Regions from separate parts of the Homo sapiens genome. Here region 2 is linked to region 1. A link is an interaction called in ENCODE POLR2A ChIA-PET data of the cell type or tissue named here. Cell type or tissue: B cell. All regions are shown on one strand. Links, peaks and the distances in the headings refer to the core of each region. The heading gives the core; the rest is flanking DNA. Region 1 overlaps SLC44A2 (solute carrier family 44 member 2 (CTL2 blood group)). Region 2 holds the start of S1PR5 (sphingosine-1-phosphate receptor 5).

What was found. ChIA-PET counts read pairs that join two places held together with the same protein. Peaks named below come from ENCODE experiments on the same cell type or tissue, not always from the same donor. Only the 100,000 strongest peaks of a DNase experiment are listed, where the experiment ranks them.
Region 2: POLR2A ChIA-PET joins it to region 1 with 14 read pairs; 11 of 35 experiments call an interaction of 5 or more read pairs at or near these places.

The regions. Positions count from the first base shown.
Region 1 is chr19:10,642,856-10,647,233 of GRCh38, reverse strand. SLC44A2 (solute carrier family 44 member 2 (CTL2 blood group)) reads right to left here. Exons shown (of 22, transcript NM_020428.4): 22 at 2,677-3,955. The coding sequence ends at 3,849. Among named protein-coding and RNA genes, the nearest start is that of ILF3-DT, 8.8 kb to the left of the region's middle. In B cell, for the core only: CTCF peaks have their summits at 2,068 and 2,274 (motif pointing right); DNase peaks (open chromatin) are centred at 2,303, 3,573 and 4,074; H3K27ac peaks cover 1,861 bases.
Region 2 is chr19:10,516,523-10,520,900 of GRCh38, reverse strand. It overlaps S1PR5 (sphingosine-1-phosphate receptor 5), which reads left to right and starts at 3,454. Exons shown (of 2, transcript NM_030760.5): 1 at 3,454-3,503. RefSeq lists an enhancer at 1,547-2,109. In B cell, for the core only: no CTCF peak of the experiment used is centred there; DNase peaks (open chromatin) are centred at 1,830, 2,580 and 3,165; H3K4me3 peaks cover 1,016 bases; H3K27me3 peaks cover 3,652 bases.

The DNA of each region.
Region 1 (4,378 bases), core at 196-4,195:
TGTAATTCCCAGTCCAAGGCCGAAGGCCTGAGAACCAGGGATCACTGGTATAAGTCTTGGAGTGTCAAGACAGGAGGAGAAGAGTGTCCCAGTTCTGAGGAGGAAAATGCTTTCTCTCCTTTTTCTGTTCTGTCGGAGCCCCAGCAAGTTGGATGGCGCTCACCCAGAAATAATGCTTTATCAGACGTGTTGCTCTGTCGCTCAGGCTGGAGCACAGTAGTGTGATCTCAGCTCACTGCACCCTCCACCCCCTGAGCTAAAGTGACCTTCTCACTTCATCCTACTGAGTAGCTGGGACAACATGTGCATGACCACCACACCCTGCTAATTTTCATAGTTTTTGTTGAGACAAGCTTTCCACATGTTGCCCAGGCTGGTCTCGAATTCAAGCTCAAGCGATCTGCCCACCTCGGCCTCCCAAAGTGCTGATTGCAGGCGTGAGCCACGGAGCCCAGCCACTGTTTTTTTTTTTTTCTTTGTCTTATTTTTACCACATCACAGCTCAAATCTGAGTATTTTCTAATCCAGCCAAGTTCACACCTAAAATTAACTATCACAGCACAGTGTGGTTGGAGGCAGGGAATATACCCAGATAAAGGAACTTGGCAGAGAGTGAAGCCAACCCAGAAGTGGAGCCAAAGCATGAAGCCAGAAAACACTATGGTGGTTCCTCAAAAAATTAAACATAAACCAGGCACAGTGGCGAGTGCCTGTCATCCCAGCTACTTGGGAGGCTGAGGCGGGATGATCCCTTCAGTCCGGGAGCTCAAGGCCAGCCCAGGTAACATAGTGAGACCCAGTGGCTTAATAAATAAGAAAGAGATGGAGATGGCAAATTTTATGCTATATGTATCGTACCACAAATCTTTTTCTTTCTTTCTTTTTTTTTCTGAGACAGAGTTTTGCTCTGTTGCCCAGGCTGGAGTGCAATGGTGTCATCTTGGTTCACCACAACCTCTGCCTCCTGGGTTCAAGCGATTCTCCTGCCTCAGCCTCCCGAGTAGCTGGGATTACAGGCATGTGCCACCATGCCTGGCTAATTTTTGTATTTTTAGTAGCAGCAGGTTTTCACCATGTTGGCCAGGCTGGTCTCAAACTCCTGACCTCATGATTCACCCGCCTCAGCCTCCCAAAGTGCTGGGATTACAGGCATGAGCCACCGCACCCGGCCGCCAGGAGCTATTTTTTAGGTGGGCATGGTAACAGGAGCTGGGGCTGAATAAAATGCCAGATTCAAAGGATCCAGGGAAACAAAGGCATCGAGGAAGGGGTCAGTGCCAGCATAGGGTAGAACTTGAGGACTCTGGAGCCAAGACCTGGGTTCAAATGCCTTCTTGGAAACAAACAAACAAAAATGCTGGCCAGGCTTGGTGGCTCATGCCTGTAATCCCAGCACTTTGGGAGGCCGAGGCAGGTGGATCACATGAGGTCAGGAGTTTGAGACCAGGCTAGCCAACATGGTGAAACCCCGTCTCTACTAAAACTACAAAAATTAGCTGGATGTGGTGGTACGCGCCTGTAATCCCAGCTACTCAGGAGGCTGAGGCACGAGAATCACTTGAATCCAGGAGGTTTAGTGAGCTGAGACTGTGCCACTGCACTGTGGCACTATGCACTGTGGCCTGGGCCACAAAGGGAGACTCTGTCTCAAAAAACAAACAAACAAACAAAAAAAACCAGCATGGGCAATATGGTAAAAATCAATCTCTACAAAAAATACAAAAATTAGTCAGGTGTGGTGGTGTGTACCTGTAGTCCCAGCTACTCGGGAGGCTAAGATGGGAGGATCACCTGAGGCTGTGGTGAGCCATGATTGCACCACTGCACTTTAGCTTCAGCCAGAGTGAGATCCTGTCTCAAAAAAAAAAAAAAAAAAAAAAGGCTGGGCCAGGTGGCTCACGCCTGTAATCCCAGCACTTTGGGAGGCCGAGGCCAGCGGATCACCTGAAGTGAGGAATTTGAGACCAGCCTGCCCAACATGGCGAAACCTGGTCTCTACTAAAAACACAAAAAATTAGCCAGGCGTGGTGGCAGGCACCTGTAATCCCAACTACTCGGGAGGCTGAGGCAGAAGAATCGCTGGAACCCGGGAGGTGGAGGTTGCAGTGAGCCGAGATCGCACCACTGCCCTCCACCCTGGGTGACAGGGCAAGACTGTCTGAAAAAAAAAAAAAAAAAAAAAAGTGGATATTGAAGAAAAATTCCCTGAGAGGAGGTGGAAAGAATTGAAATGTTGGGGCGGATTGCCTGGAGGTGACTGACACTGGCAGCTGGCACGAGGGGGCAGCAGCGAGCTTCCAGGCAGTGGGGCCCACCCCAAGGGCAGTCAGTCCCTTCGCAGATCCAAAGTAGCTGGGGAGCATAGTGACTGCAGGACCTCAGGTGCCTGGGCCCTGAGAGAGGGGAGGCCTGGGGGCGTGTGTCCAGGATGGGTGATGGCGGAGGTGGACAGGCTGCCTCTGCCTTCTGGAGTCCAGGGATTAGAGCCTAATCGGGAAATCTGAGCTGCCTGAAGGTTGGAATTCAGGCAGAGCCAGCAGCCAGTGGGTTTCCTGCCCCCTCCTCGTTCCCTTTGAGAGAATCGCCCTAGTTCAGAGACTCCTAGGGCCTTGGAAGCTGGGGTTCCCCCTACCAGCCGCCACTGGCTCACTGCCCCCAACAAACACACCAGGCCTGGACCTGTACAATAGGCACTTTATTAGTGGTTGGAATGCAGTTACACGCAGGGGTGTGCAGACGCAATGGGGGCAGGGCTGGTGCAGGCACAGGAAACGGGAGACCCCCCCCTCTTTCCCCTGGGGCCAGGAGTTCTCCCTCTCCAGGATCCTGGGACAGTGCTGATGAGCAGAGACATGAAGTCTGAGGGGGACTTGGAATATGGCAAAGGGGCAACTGGGAAGCCAGTTCCCCTGAGTTTGACAAGTTTGGCAAAAGGATCAAGTGAGGTGTGTGGGCAGAGGGGCCCGGTTTGCCCAGGACATCTGCCCTCCACCTCTCCCCCTGACATCATCCCTTGGGTGGGTTTAGTTTCTTTCCTCTCTTACAAAGAGAGCTGTGTCAATAACTGGCAGAGGAAGTCGGGAAATTCAGCCTAACTCCCTCCAGCCCAGCAGGTTTCCATTAAACAGCTATTAGCCATCTCCTCTCCAGCCTGCTCTCCACTGCCAACCCCCGCAAAACTCTCCCTCCCTTTCCCTCCTTCCCAGCCAGGAGACACCCCCACCTGGGCACACACACTCCCACCCGTCACTCCCAGCTAGGAGGGAGCAAAAGGAAGGCACTCCTTGGCGGCCCCATCTCAGCTGTTGAGACAGACGGAAAGAAAGCTAATAGACCCTTTAATGCATGTCCAGGTTAAAAAATAATAATAATAAAGAAATGCTTCTGGTGGCCCTTGAGCCAACTGTTCAGGTGTGGAGAAGGGGTTCAGTCCTGGCCGGAGCAGGCAGGAATAAACGTGGGTGTTCACTGTGGCCAGCAGCTCCCTCAGACACAAACACCGTCCTTCCTGTGGTCTGGCCCGTTGTCGTGTAAGCGGGGGACAGGAAGCATGAGGGAGCTTGTGGAGGTCGGGCCACGTGCCATCCCAGACATCAAGAGGCCCCAATGGGTTTTTACTTGTTTCTCGCAGTCTGGAGGGGCAGCCATGAAAACTCCAAGCGCCCCTTGGCATAAGAAGGAGATGCCCCAGACTCTCCACGTCCAGAAACTGGTGGGATCTGGCTCATGGGGAGGGGCAGAGCGGCAGTGATAGGACTTCAGGTGAGCCCAAGGGGCTGGGGGAACAGACCCAGCTACTGAGCACCCTGCGGCATGAGACTCCTTGAGAGGTGGGGAGCACGGGGCCTTCAGGACTCCGCTGCCTTCTTGTTGGTCTTGTTCAAGAGTTTCTTGAGGGTGGAAGACATGAAGTAAGGCCTCTCGGCCGAGCCGTCATTCCTCTCCAGGTCCTCCACTGTGGAGAGAGGTCCCAGAGCAGGAGGCATGAGGGGAGCCCACGGGCAGGGGCCTCAAGGACAGGGTAGGTGGATGAGGGTCACAGAGAAGCCTCAGAGGGTTAGAAAGCAGACACACTGGGACCAGAGAGGGGCAGACTGTAGTGGGCTCCGAGGGACACACAGGATCCCCACACTCGCAGGCCAGGAACCCCCCCGCTTCATGCACCCCCAGTCTACATGGAGGAAACCTGGCCCCCACGCCAGTCTCCCTCACTCTCTACTCCTCGGCTTCTGCCCGCTTCCCCTCCTCCGCACTCCCCTTCAACAGGATGTCTCTCAGCTCGGGCGACATGAAGTAGGGTCGCTCCTGAGAGCCGTCATTCCTTTCCAGGTCCTCACCTGGGCTCCCCCCGGGAACCGGCAGGGGGAAAATGGGGTGG
Region 2 (4,378 bases), core at 196-4,195, 130 kb after region 1:
CTGACATTTGTGGAGCTCTCATTGTATACCTTGGCTCTGTTCCAACTGTTCATTTCATCTTCAACAACAGCCTTGGAGTGGGTGCGGTTATCTCAATTTTATTTTTATTTTTTTTTTGAGATGGAGTCTCACTGCATTGCTCAGGCTGGAGTGTAGTGGCGCGATCTTGACTCACTACAACTTCCGCCTGCCAGGTTCAGGTGATTCTCCTGCCTCAGCCTCCGGAGTAGCTGGGACTACAGGTGCGCGCCACCACGCCCGGCTAAGTTTTATATTTTTAGTGGAGATGGGGTTTCACCATGTTGGCCAGTCTGGTCTTGAACTCCTGACTTCAGGTGATCTGCCCACCTCGGCCTCTCAAAGTGCTGGGATTACAGGCATGAGCCACTGCACCTGGCTATTATCTCAATTTTACAGATAAGTCCACTGAGGCTCACAGTGGGTATCACTTGCCTGCCTCAAGACCTTGAGTCCTGTCTCACTCCTGTAATCCCAGCACTTTGGGAGGCTGAGGCAGAAGAATTGCTTGAGTCCAGGAGTTCAAGGCCAGCTTAGGTAACCTGGCGAGACCCTGTCTCTACAAAAAATTTTAAAAAGTAGCCAGGTGCAGTGGCTGGCACCTACGGTCCCAGCTACTCTGGAGGTTGGGCAGAGGATTGCTTGAAGCCTGGAAAGTCGAGGCTGCAGGGAGCTGTGATCACGGCACTGTGCCCCAGCCTGGATGACAGAGTGAGGCGCTGTCTCACAAAAGAAAGAAAAATCAAAAAACTGTGAGCCCTTAACCTTTAGGAATCTGGGCAGAGGGACAGACCTGCCTTCCTGGAGCTGAGGCTCTAGGTCAGAGATACACATTAGGAAAGATGAATAAATAAATGAAATGAACAAGGTGGCCGGGCACGGTGGCTCACGCCTGTAATCCCAGCACTTTGGGAGGGGGAGGCGGGCGATTCATCTGAAGTCAGGAGTTGGAGACCAGCCTGGCCAACATGGTGAAACCCCGCCTCTACTAAAAATACAAAAATTAGCTGGGCGGGGTGGTGCATTCCTGTAATCCCAGCTACTCTGGAGGCTGAGGCAGGAGAATTGCTTGAAGCCAGGAGGCGGAGGTTGCAGAGGCGAAGTTTGCAGTGAGCCCAAATCGCACCACTGCACTCCAGCCTGGGCAATAAAGGGAGATTACAAAAAAAAAAAAAAAGCAAAAGCAAGGTGATTTCAGATAATGCCAACTGCCATTTGAGATGAGGGACAGATCAGGGAAGGTCTCTCTGAGGAGGTGACCAGCTGACCAGCTGGGAAGGGGTGGGGAGAAGGGTGCTCCAGGCCACCTGGCCCCCAAGTTCAAAAGTCTTGAAGTGTGTGTGGAACTCGGAGGAGCCCGGGAGGCAGAAGCAGAGTGGAGCAGAGAGAGGCACAGAAGTAACAGAAAGAGACAAATCAGGACGGCATATGGCCTTGTCCTTGCGGGGTCCTCACTGAGGACTTGATCACTTACTCTGAGAAACACAGGGAGCCACGGGAGGGTTTGGAGCAGAAAAGAAATGTGATCTGAGTTTTAAGAACTGTGGCCAGGAGTGTGGAGTGGCAGCTAGGGATGGGACTCCCAACATCTGTCGAGATCCTGGAGCCTGAGTCCCCAGGGTCCCAATTCGTGGGAAAGAAGTTCAGGGAGGCAGCTGGAGAGGCAGGTTGCTGAGCCCGGGACCCGCAGCCGGAAGAGCCCCATTTTCGAGAGAAGTGAGATTGGCGCCTGGGAGGTGTGAAGCAGCCACCTCCCCACCCTGGGGCGCGGCTTCCCCTTTACAGAAGGAGGTCATTTATTGAGCACCTACTGGGTGCCAGCCACAGCCATGCTGGGAGATCTTCAGGGGTCATCCCAGTGGGCACCATTGGAGTTGGCTTGGTCCACAGGACTGGGGAACCTGGCACTGAAGGGTTAACACCGTCCCACCCTGCGGGTCCCATTGGCTGTGTCTTTGAGCAGAGCAGGCAGGAAAGGTTCTGCCCACCGAGGGAACAGCGGGGGCAGGAGGGCTGGGATCCCCAAGGGGCTACATGGGGGCCTGACCCGGCCTGAGTGCCCCCTGAGTTTCCTCCCACGAGGGTATCCCGGATCCACACTTATTCTCAGCCTCTGGCTCATCTCTCCTGGGGCGCCCTCACCCCACCCGCGGCCAGCAGGGCCTGAAGCATCAGGGGCAAAGGGCACGGTCCTGGAGAAGGTCGCAGCAGCGGGACCCAGCCTCCCTTCCTGAATCTGAGGGTGGAAGAGCTGGGACCGTCTGGAAGTTCCTGGGAAGTCGGGGTGGGGGCGTTTCGGGGCCAGCGGGACTGGTCGTTGGAGGAGCAGTGGCCTGGGAGAGGCGTGGGAGAGCATCACAGACAGCAACAAAGAGACACGCAGAGGCAAAGAGACACGCAGAGACAAAGAGACACGCAGGCGAGAGACTCTGAGATCCTCCTGAGAGAGATACAGAGGAAGTGAGGGAGACACTCATTCATTATCTGGGCATGGTTGCAAGCGACTGGAGTCCCAGCAGCTACGTTCAGCCGGCTGAGATGGGAGGATGGCTTGAGCCGCGGAGGTCGAGACTGCAGTGACTTATGATGTTGCCACTGCACTCCACTCTGGGCCACAGAGCAAGATCTTGTCTCAAAAAAAAAAAAAAAAAAGAAATTCTTACATTGCTGGGGTTTACTGTCTGCTAAGGACACAGCCCAGAAACACCATTAATGAGTAAATCACTTTGTCGTCAGCGATAAGGGTGGGAGAGAATCGGTCGGGGGAACACGGAATCCAGGGGGTGGGACAGGAGAGACCCTCCTTATCTGAGGAGCGGCAAGTTCCCATCACAATCCTGCCCGGGCCCGCCCCACCCCCACTCGCCCTGAGCCGGGGGCGGGAGCGGGAAATTGGGAGGGGCCTGTGCCCGGGAGCAGCGGGAACCTATCTGCTGGTGGGAGAGGACTCAGGCTAAGGTGGCCCCCACTGAAGACTCCTGCTAAGCAACCCACTGAAGACCCCTCCGAATCATCGACGGGGCGTCCTTGGGGTGCAGCCCAGGAAGCTCAGTTCACAGGTGGGTGGGCAATGGGAGGGCGCAGTGCCCGGACACCCAGGACAGAGGAGACCCCTCCGCTGGGGAGAAGAGGCTCAGGCTGCGACCGCCCTGCTGCAGAACCCTCCCTTTCCCGCCTCTCCGAGTCCTCCCACCGCGATGGAGCGTCCCTGGGAGGACAGCCCAGGCCCGGAGGGGGCAGCTGAGGGCTCGCCTGTGCCAGTCGCCGCCGGGGCGCGCTCCGGTGCCGCGGCGAGTGGCACAGGCTGGCAGCCATGGGCTGAGTGCCCGGGACCCAAGGGGAGGGGGCAACTGCTGGCGACCGCCGGCCCTTTGCGTCGCTGGCCCGCCCCCTCGCCTGCCAGCTCCAGCCCCGCCCCCGGAGCGGCGTCCGCTCACTCGGTTCAAGGCAGCGCGACTGCGGGTGGCGCACGACCAGGGCGCAGAGTGAGTGGACTGCACTGGACCTTTGGGGGCGCTGGGCTGGGCCTGACCCGGAGGGGGTCGCCCTGGCGGCCACTTTCCCGGTCTAAAAAGGCGCACCACTCCTTGCAGGGAGTTCTCCGAACTTTTCCTGGAGGCCTCTGGGGAGGGGGAAGCTGGGGGCTCCCCAGCTGGGTGCAGGACCTGGGATACGGGGTGAAGGTGGCTGGAATCCCCTGGCCACCCCCTCCTGGCCGGGCCACTGCAAGTTTCCATACTTCAGTCCTGCTGCCGGGCAAGCTGGGCGGATGGGGTTGGCCTCCCCCTCAGAGCATGTGTAACCCTGTCTCCCTGTATTTGGGCTCCCCACCTCCAGCATGGGTGAGCCAGCGACTTCCTGTCTATGTTTGCCTGCCTTGATTCTCTGTGTGTGACTGAAGCTCTCTGGGATGTCCGCATCCCTGCCTTGTGCAAAAGAGATCCATTCCCCTCCCCAGGCCTTGGCTTTCTCATCTGGACTTGCATGGGGACTATTTGTGCATGGATGTTTGTGTGGGAGCATGGAAACCTTTGCGCCTGCTTCGATACGAAGCATTTCTTTTGAGCTTCAGTTTTCTCATCTGTAAATTAGGACTAAAGGAAGTGGGGATTAATAAGGTCACAGAGGCAGGTGAGGAGTGTTATTACAGTTTAATGACATGTGTGCCCCTCTGTAAGAGTCTGTTTGCCTCTTGTGGATTCTCTCTCCTGTCCTCAGGCTCTGCCTTAGTAAAATGAGTGAATAGGATCAACTTTTTTTTTTTTTTTTTTTTTTGAGACGGAGTTTCTCTCTTGTCACCCAGGCTGGAGAGCAGGGGTGCGATCATGGCTCACTGCAGCCTCGGCCTCCCAGGCTCAAG